Regions from separate parts of the Homo sapiens genome. Here region 1 is linked to region 2. Evidence: read pairs that join two places in POLR2A ChIA-PET (ENCODE). Cell type or tissue: A673. All regions are shown on one strand. Each heading gives the region's core, and the rest is flanking DNA. Links, peaks and the distances in the headings are about the cores only.

What was found. ChIA-PET counts read pairs that join two places held together with the same protein. Peaks named below come from ENCODE experiments on the same cell type or tissue, not always from the same donor. Only the 100,000 strongest peaks of a DNase experiment are listed, where the experiment ranks them.
Region 1: POLR2A ChIA-PET joins it to region 2 with 12 read pairs; 2 of 35 experiments call an interaction of 5 or more read pairs at or near these places.

Annotation. Positions count from the first base shown.
Region 1 is chr17:51,160,307-51,164,643 of GRCh38, forward strand. It overlaps NME1-NME2 (NME1-NME2 readthrough), which reads left to right. Exons shown (of 9, transcript NR_037149.2): 5 at 854-966. It overlaps NME1 (NME/NM23 nucleoside diphosphate kinase 1), which reads left to right. Exons shown (of 5, transcript NM_000269.3): 4 at 854-966; 5 at 1,422-1,862. The coding sequence ends at 1,539. Among named protein-coding and RNA genes, the nearest start is that of NME2, 3.9 kb to the right of the region's middle. In A673, for the core only: no CTCF peak of the experiment used is centred there; no DNase peak of the experiment used is centred there.
Region 2 is chr17:50,929,310-50,933,651 of GRCh38, forward strand. No RefSeq gene overlaps it. Among named protein-coding and RNA genes, the nearest start is that of TOB1-AS1, 65 kb to the left of the region's middle. RefSeq lists silencers at 1,796-1,995, 2,216-2,545. In A673, for the core only: no CTCF peak of the experiment used is centred there; DNase peaks (open chromatin) are centred at 1,862 and 2,142; H3K4me3 peaks cover 593 bases.

The sequences.
Region 1 (4,337 bases), core at 338-4,337, 230 kb after region 2:
GCTGTGATCTGAATGACAAGAAGCAGCGATCTGAATGACAAGAAGCAGCCAGCCATGTACAGAATCACAGTGAAAAACATTTCCAGCCAAGCAAACAGCATGTGCAAAGGTCCCAGGGTGGGAATGAGCTTGGCTTTTTGAAGTACGGGAGGAGAGTTGAAATGCCCGAAGCCTGATGGGTGGGAGGGAAGTTGGGAGGTGAAGAGTTCAGAGGCATGGGCAGGGGCCTTCTCTCTTAGGGGTGTGTTGACCATATACTTCCTGAGTGCTGGGAAGCTATGGGACACTTCACACTTGGCATTTCTTTTTTTTTTTTTTTTTGAGACGGAGTCTTGCTCTGTTGCCCAGGCTGGAGTGCAGTGGTGCCATCTCGTCTCACCGCAAGCTCCACCTCCCGGGTTCACGCCATTCTCCTGCCTTAGCCTCCTGAGTAGCTGGGACTACAGGCGCCCGCCACCACGCCCAGCTAATCTTTTCGTATTTTTAGTAGAGACAGGGTTTCACCATGTTAGCCAGGATGGTCTCGATCTCCTGACCTCGTGATCCACTCCCCTCAGCCTCCCAAAGGGCTGGGATTACAGGCGTGAGCCACTGCGCCCTGCCCACACTTGGCATTTTAAGGAGGCTGCTCTGGTTGCTGTATGGAGAATACATTGTAGAAAGGCAAGCATGAGGGCAGGGAGATCAGGATCCTCAGTGCTGGAATAAGTGGATATACTCTATAAACATTTGTTCAGTGAATGAATATAATCTTAAGGGGCCTTTTTATTTTTCCTTTTTTGAATTAATAGTTGCCAGATTTTCTGCTGTGATTGGTTTTCTTCTTTGACCATATCTTCTTCTGTCCTTGGAGGTCTGGGAGGGGCTGAATGTGGTGAAGACGGGCCGAGTCATGCTCGGGGAGACCAACCCTGCAGACTCCAAGCCTGGGACCATCCGTGGAGACTTCTGCATACAAGTTGGCAGGTGAGATTTTGGTATTTTTCCCCCTTTTCCAAAATCTGATTTAGTTGCCACAAGGATTTGGGTTTCCGAGGCTGGAGGTAGACATGATACCATATGCAGGTTGATTTTATCGGAGTTTATTGTTTTCCTCCCTCTTAAGTTGGCGTTTGGCTTTGGTTGTTAACATCACTTAGTCGTACCTCTGTTACACGAAGTGTAGAACCTGGTACAACACACTTTGCTGGCCAGTCTTTCCTGAAGGCTCTCACTGTTTGCACCAGCGTGGCCGGGAGGGCTGGATGTGGGGAGGGCATTTTTCAGCCTTAAGTGAATGGCCATTGTAGGCTTTTTCTTTTAACATGGTCTAATGTCCATGGAGCTTCAGCTTTTATGCTGCTGTGGCTGTAGATTTCTGGCAATGGGCGCATTTTAATCCTTCTGGTCTTGGTCATGTGACTATCTCTTTCTCCACCCAGGAACATTATACATGGCAGTGATTCTGTGGAGAGTGCAGAGAAGGAGATCGGCTTGTGGTTTCACCCTGAGGAACTGGTAGATTACACGAGCTGTGCTCAGAACTGGATCTATGAATGACAGGAGGGCAGACCACATTGCTTTTCACATCCATTTCCCCTCCTTCCCATGGGCAGAGGACCAGGCTGTAGGAAATCTAGTTATTTACAGGAACTTCATCATAATTTGGAGGGAAGCTCTTGGAGCTGTGAGTTCTCCCTGTACAGTGTTACCATCCCCGACCATCTGATTAAAATGCTTCCTCCCAGCATAGGATTCATTGAGTTGGTTACTTCATATTGTTGCATTGCTTTTTTTTCCTTCTTTTCATGTACACTGAATAACCTGACCTAATAGAGAGTGTAAATACTATAAAAATGATTTATTTTGAGGTCTCACATACACACAGGCATTCTTTGCCTGCCCTTCTTAACCCCCGCATCCCTTCCACTCTTGGCACTGAGCTATTCAACAGGCATCTATGGAGCATGTGCTACGTGGCCAAGACTGGACTAGGTGCAGAGGATTCATCAGAAATGAAAGAAAACATGAGGGCTGGGTGTGCTGGCTTGTGCTTGTGATACCAGCTACTTGGGAGGCTGAGATGGGAGACCAGCCTGGGTAACATAGCAAGACCCTGTCTCACTAAAAAAAAAAAAAGAAAAATTAGGCTGGGTACGATGGCTCATGCCTTTAATCCCAGCTATTCAGGAGGCTGAGGAGGAGAATCGCTAGAGGCCAGAAGTTCAAGTCCAGGGTGGGCAACATAGCAAGACGCTGTCTTTACAAAAAAAAAAAAAAAAAATTAGCTCTGGTGCTGTGCACCTCTAGTCCTAGCTATTGGGAAGGCATAGGCAGGAGGATTGTGCCCAGGAGTCCAAGGCTGCAGTGAACCATGATCATGCTACTGTCCTTCAGCCTGGGTGACAGAGTGAGACATCTCTTAAATAAAAACATATCCATCCTGTTCTTGAGAAGCTCTTGGGGATTCAGTGAATGGGGGAGTGTGGGAAGTTGTAATTCCTCCAAAAATCAGAAAAGCTAGGTAGATAGTAAGCCTGAGTCCCTGGGATGGCCTCAAATGAAGCAGGAGGTCTTGTAAGTAGCTTTGATTTGTTAGGTATTGATTTGGTTGCTTTAATGGAGACAAGATAGAAATGTACTTCTCTTTCATTTGAAAGTTCAAGTGTGGTCAGTTGCAGTGGCTCATGCCTATAATCCCAGCACTTTGGGAGGCCAAGGCAAGAGGATTGCTTGAGCCCAGGAGTTTGAGACCAGCCTGGGGAACAGAGTGAGACCTCATCTCTGCCAAACATTAAAAATTAGTCGGGTGTGGTGGCACATTCCTGTAGTCCTAGCTACTCAGGAGGCTGAGGTAGGAGGATTGCTTGAGCCCCGGAGGTTGGAGCAGTGAGCTGTGATCCCGCCTCTGCACTTCAGCCCGGGTGACAGAGTGAGACCTGTCTTCAAAAAAGAAAAAGCCCTAGCTGCTCAGTAGGGGTGGTGATAGTGGTAAGGCTCTGATCTTTAAGGTGGTCTACACACACCTGGTTCCTTCTAATCAGTCCTACTTGGATTACCACCCCATGTCCCTTCCTGCAAGTTGGGAAGGAAAGTGGAAGAAGTAACCCTTTTAAAGACACAACTCTGAATTACAACCTTCACTTCCTCTCACATCCCACTGGCTAGAACTTAGTCATATGGCTGCATCTAGCTGAAAGAGAAATTAGAATTTTTTTTTTTGCTTTTGAGATAGGGTCTTGCTCTGTCGCCTAGGATGGAGTGCAGTGGTGTGATGACAGCAGCTCACTGCAGCCTCGACCTCTCTGGGCCCAAGTGATCTCCTATCTTAGCCTCCTGAGTAACTGGGGCTACAGGCACGTGCCACCACGCCCAACTAATTTTTGTATTTTCTGTAGAGATGGGGTTTCATCATGTTTCCCAGGCTGGTCTCCAACTGCTGGGCTCAAGCGATCTGCCTGCCTGGGCCTCCCAAAGTGCTGAGATTATAGGCGTGAGCCACTGCGCCCACCCTGAGGGTTTTTCTTTTTTCTTTTTCCTTTTTTTTTTGAGACAAAGTCTCGCTCTTGTCGCCCAGGCTGGAGTATAATGGTGCGATCTCGGCTAACTGCAACCTCCGCCTCCCGGGTTCAAGCGATTCTCCTGTCTCAGCCTCCTGAGTAGCTGGGATTACAGGTGTGTGCCACCACTCCCGGCTATTTTTTGTATTTTTAGTAGAGACAGGTTTTCACCATGTTGGCCAGGCTGGTCTCGAACTTCTCACCTCAGATGATCCACCTGCCTCAGGCTCCCAAAGTGCTGGGATTACAGGTGTGAGCCACTGCGACTGGCCACCTGAGGGTTTTTCTTATCTTTCCTTTTCATCTGGCTTCGGTAGAGGCAATAGAGGGGAAGAGACTTCTCAGGATGGGGGAGAAGAGGGTAGTTGGGGTGGGCTGCCTTTACAGACAGATGATGGCGAGATGAATTTTTTTTTTTAATTTAGTTTTTTTTTTTTTTTTTTTTTTTGAGACAGAGTCTTGCTCTGTCACCCAGGCGGGAATGCAGTGGTGCAATCTCGGCTCACTGCAAGCTCTGCCTCCCGGGTTCACGCCATTCTCCTGCCTCAGCCTCCTGAGTAGCTGGGACTACAGGTGCCCGCCACCATGCCCAGCTAATTTTTTTGTATTTTTAGTAGACATTGGGTTTCACTGTGTTAGCCAGGATGGTCTCGATCTCCTGACCTCGTGATCTGCCTGCCTTGGCCTCCCAAAGTGCTGGGATTACAGGTGTGAGCCACCGCACCTGGCCCCCTTTTTTTTTTTTTTTAATTTTTGAGATGGAATCTCAATCTGTTGCCCAGGCTGGAGTGCAGTGGC
Region 2 (4,342 bases), core at 1-4,000:
AAGCCAGAAGGAAGATGCACAGGCTTATCTAATCTAACCTTGAAAATCAGGCAGTATTGCTTCCACCACGTTCTATGTGTTACAAGTGAGTGGCTAAGGTCAGCCCAGATTCGAGGCAAGGGGACAGAAGCCCTGCCTTTCGATGGGAAGAGTGTTAAAAAAATTTACAGACATGCTTCAAAACCACCAGAACCCTCAACACATGTTTGTTGCATGGATGGTTGAAGAGATGGATGCCAAGTTGCTTCCCACCTATCCCTATCCTGCCCCATGAATACCTAGTTCTGCTTTTTTTTTTTTTTTTTTGAGACGGAGTCTCGCTCTGTTGCCCAGGCTGGAGTGCAGTGGTGCCTTCTTGGCTCACTGCAACTTCCACCTCCCGGGCTCAAGACGAGGTCTCATTATATTGCCTAGGCTGGTCTGGAACTCCTGGGCTCAAGCAATTCTCCCACCTTGGCCTACCAAAGTGCTGCGATTACAGACGTGAGCCACTGCATCCGGCCAATATTTAGTTCTTTTCTTCCTGCCTCTTTCTCCTGCACCACCGTGACTCCAGCACATTTGAGGGTTGGCAGAGTGGCCTGGTGGTAGAAGAACACAGGCTAGCAACCTATAGCTTCTGCCTCCATGTGCCTGCTGCCAGCTGGTGTGAGATGCTAAGACAAGTCCCTCTCCTGTCCTAGGCTTCAGTTTCCCTACCCAGATAATGAAGTGCTGGGCCAGATATTCTCTAAGATCCTCCCCACCTCCCACCTTCTGCTCTAACTTTAGGCATCTCTATAATTCCTACTTGCTTTCTGAAAAGGCAGCTGGAAGCCCAGGCCAGCTCCATGCTGCAAAGCTGCCCCCAGCCATCATGTCTTTGGGAGTTCGCATCTTAATGACACAAGCACACACAGTACACTGTGGTGTGAGAAACTCAAATACTACAGAAGTATGCAGAGTAAAACGTGAAATTCCCCACGACCTTCCTTTACGCCCTGCCTCCCTCCGAAGGGGACTGCCTCCATAGTTCAGCGATTGCCCCAGCAGCCTTTTATACACCTACTGTCCGGCAACGTGCAGCTTTCTCAGAAGGAGAAAGCTTTGCTGGGGATATGTGGTTCGTTTTATCTTTTAACAAATAAAATCATACTGTTCATATTTCTGCAACTTTCTCTTTTTCATGTAATTCTATGTCTAGGACATCATCTTTCCACCACGTCCCCCAGCCTTTTCTTTTTCTTTTTCTTTTTTTTTTTTTGAGATGGAGTCTCACTCTGTCCCCAGGCTGGAGTGAAGTGGCACAATCACGGCTCACTGCAACCTCTGCCTCCCGGGTTCAAGCGATTCTCCTGCCTCAGCCTCCAGAGTAGCTGCGATTACAGGCATTCGCCACCACGCCTGGCTGATTTTTGTATTTTTAGTAGAGACGGGGTTTCGCCATATTGGCCAGGCTGGTCTCGAACTCCTGAGCTCAGGTGATCTGCCTGCCTTGGCCTCCCAAAGTGCTGGGATTACAGGCGTGAGCCACCGCTCCCAGCCTTTTAAAAAAGATGCTCTATAATTTGAGATGGTATGGTTGCTGCAAAGTTTATGAGACTATTCTCCACATTGTCAAATATTTTGGTAACTTCCAATTTTAGTTATTTTATACAATCTTGCAAAGGGCCGTGTTCAGCGCTCCACGGAATTGCAGGGCTGGGGGACACTCCATTCCTGCGTCCTAGAGAGCCTCTTTCAAGCAAGCTCTTTCAAGCAAGCAAGGAGTGCAAATCCTCCTGCCTGCAAATTGCGGGCTGTGAGGCCTGAGCCAACGCACTGGAGCTCTCTGAGAACGGCTGTGACGAGCCGAGCTAACAATAGCCCTGCTTAGCAGCCCCGCGGCGGCTGACTTGGTGAGGCCCGCAGGCCCGCCTCAGCCCGCCCTCCCTCCGCCGTCCGGGCAGGAGGTGCAGGGGCAGCAGGGCCCGCCTGGCTCGCTGCGGCCGCTTATCAGAGCCGGCTGTGGCGCCGGTTACGTAACCGGGCGGCTAATGCTGTTTTACTTGTCGATGAAACCCAAATTAAAAGAGGAAATTATTGTCCTGATGCTCAACTCGCCTAATCCCCATCTGTCTCCTCTCTGGTCCCCCGCGCTGCCGAGCGCTCGCATCTAAAGGTCTTGAACGCGTTCCAGGTTTCTAATTTCGTTTGCTTATGCAACCAAAAATATTATGGCCGCGTTTCCTGGGGGTGATGAAGTCTATATTCTGGGCTACAGGCACACTAAAAACGGCAGCGCCAGGGCCCAGCGCCGCTCGCGCGTGCACCACGCGCCGGCTTTTTTTGGTTCCTCCGAGGCGCGGGCAGCTCTGCAGCCGCGGGGGCCGCAGGAGGTGGGGGCTGGACCCGCCCGGAGCTCGGGAGGGCCCGGGATGGCCCCGGGGAGCGCAGGTCCCGGCAGGGGCCGAGCGAACAAGGGCCGGCCTGGGGCGCCCAGAGACGCGGGGGACCGTTCTGGTCGCAGCTGCCTGGGTGACCTCTTGGAACCTCAGCTTCCTCCTTGTTTTTTTTCTGATTCTGACTCTGATTCCTGTGTGCTGAATCCAGGCTGTAGTGAGCTGTGATCACACCACTACATTCCAGCCTGGGTGGCAAAAGGAAGATGAGAGAGAGACAGAGAGAGAGAGAGAGAGAGAGAGAGAGAGAGAGAGAAGAGAGAGAAATAAGGGAGACATCAACACCCTGGAATATTGTGTAGATGAGTTTTAAAAAAAAAACAAGGTAGATCAAGATGTATTAACATGTATCAGATTGTTAAATTTCTTTAAGAAATAAAGTCATTGAAAAATAGAAAAATACAGAATATGGTTCAACTTGAGTTTTTAAAAATCCATGGGCTGGTGAGAAGCAAAACAGACTTCAGTGTTTTTACCCCACTTCTGTATTGTCTGAATCATCTGAAGAGACGCTGTTCATGTATTTCTTGCATAATTTTAAGTATCTGATTTTAATGGTATGAGGGACGGGATAGCAGGGGCCTTCCTGACCCTGTAATTCTCTGGAAGCAGTGGTCAGATCAGGAGTGGGACTGGCTGCAAGGCTTCTGCCCCCGATCCCCGACCCCAGGCTGGGGCTTCAGGATGCCCGACCACAGTGTTCTGAGGGCCTCTGACCATCAGGAGGCCACTGGAAGTCTTAGGGCTGAGGGAGGCATGGGTACTGGGCCTGGGAGGGCAGACGCTGAGGGCAGAGCAAGGGCCCTGGAGTCAGAACCCAGGCTTCTAGTCCCTGGAGCATTGGCTCAAATGGCAGAGTCTCCCTTGTTCCTGCGGCCACTCTGGGTCTTGAGACTGGTGGCATCCTCTGCCCTGACAGCCAGGCCAGGACCAGTGCGAGGAGGAGCCAATGGACCCTGGCTGGCTCCGAGGCTGCGGGGCTGGGTGTGAGGCCTCACCTTAGCCAGTTCTGGAGATGTGCCCCTTGACGTGGCTTCTCTGGGCGAGGCCAGGCTCCCTGTGGGCCCCAGATGCAGAGAGCCAGGATTGATTCTCAAGCCACGAGGTACCCCCCATCCCTGAGATAGGCCCAGCCTATGTGCGTGGCCCTCATCAGCCAGACACTTGGAAATATCCGCACAGTTGCTGGAGAAGCAGAGAAGAGGCCGCTTGAACACAGGGAGCCATCTCCCACAGCACACCACAGACTTCCCCGGGTGCGCGCCGAGGAGCACGGATTCTGACAAGGCGTTATACCTTCAAATCAGGTTCTAATAGCCAAGAATTGCAGGAACCCCTGTGATGAACTAACTTAAGCAGGTTTCTTTACTTTAGGACTTCTCAGGACCTTTCCTATGCTGGGGTACATGATGAGTCTCCATGAAGGTGTAATGAGTGCAACTTTTACTAGAAACCCACGGACTCAGGAGCCCTTTCCTTCCAGAGCATCTCACAGGGCTAGAGGGCTCCAAAAACACTGAGCCAATGAAGGTGGGAAACAAGCACTGAGGGTGCAGGACCATCGCAGACAGAGTTTGGGAAAACTTAAGAGGAGGATGAGGCCTGGTGCAGTGGCTCACACCTGTAATCCCAGCACTTTGGGAAGCCGAGGCGGGTGGATCACGAGGTCAGAAGTTCGAGACCAGCATGGCCAACATGGTGAAATCCCATCTCTACTAAAAATACAAAAATTAGCTGGACGTGGTGGTGGGTGCCTGTAATCCCAGCTACTCAGGAGGCTGAGGCAGGAGAATCGCTTGAATCCGGGAGGTGGAGGTTGCAGTGAGCCAAGATTGCACAACTGCACTCCAGCCTGGGTGACACAGCAAGACTCTATCTTGGAAAAAAAAAAAAGAGGAGGATGAGTAAGCACTGTCCTGCAT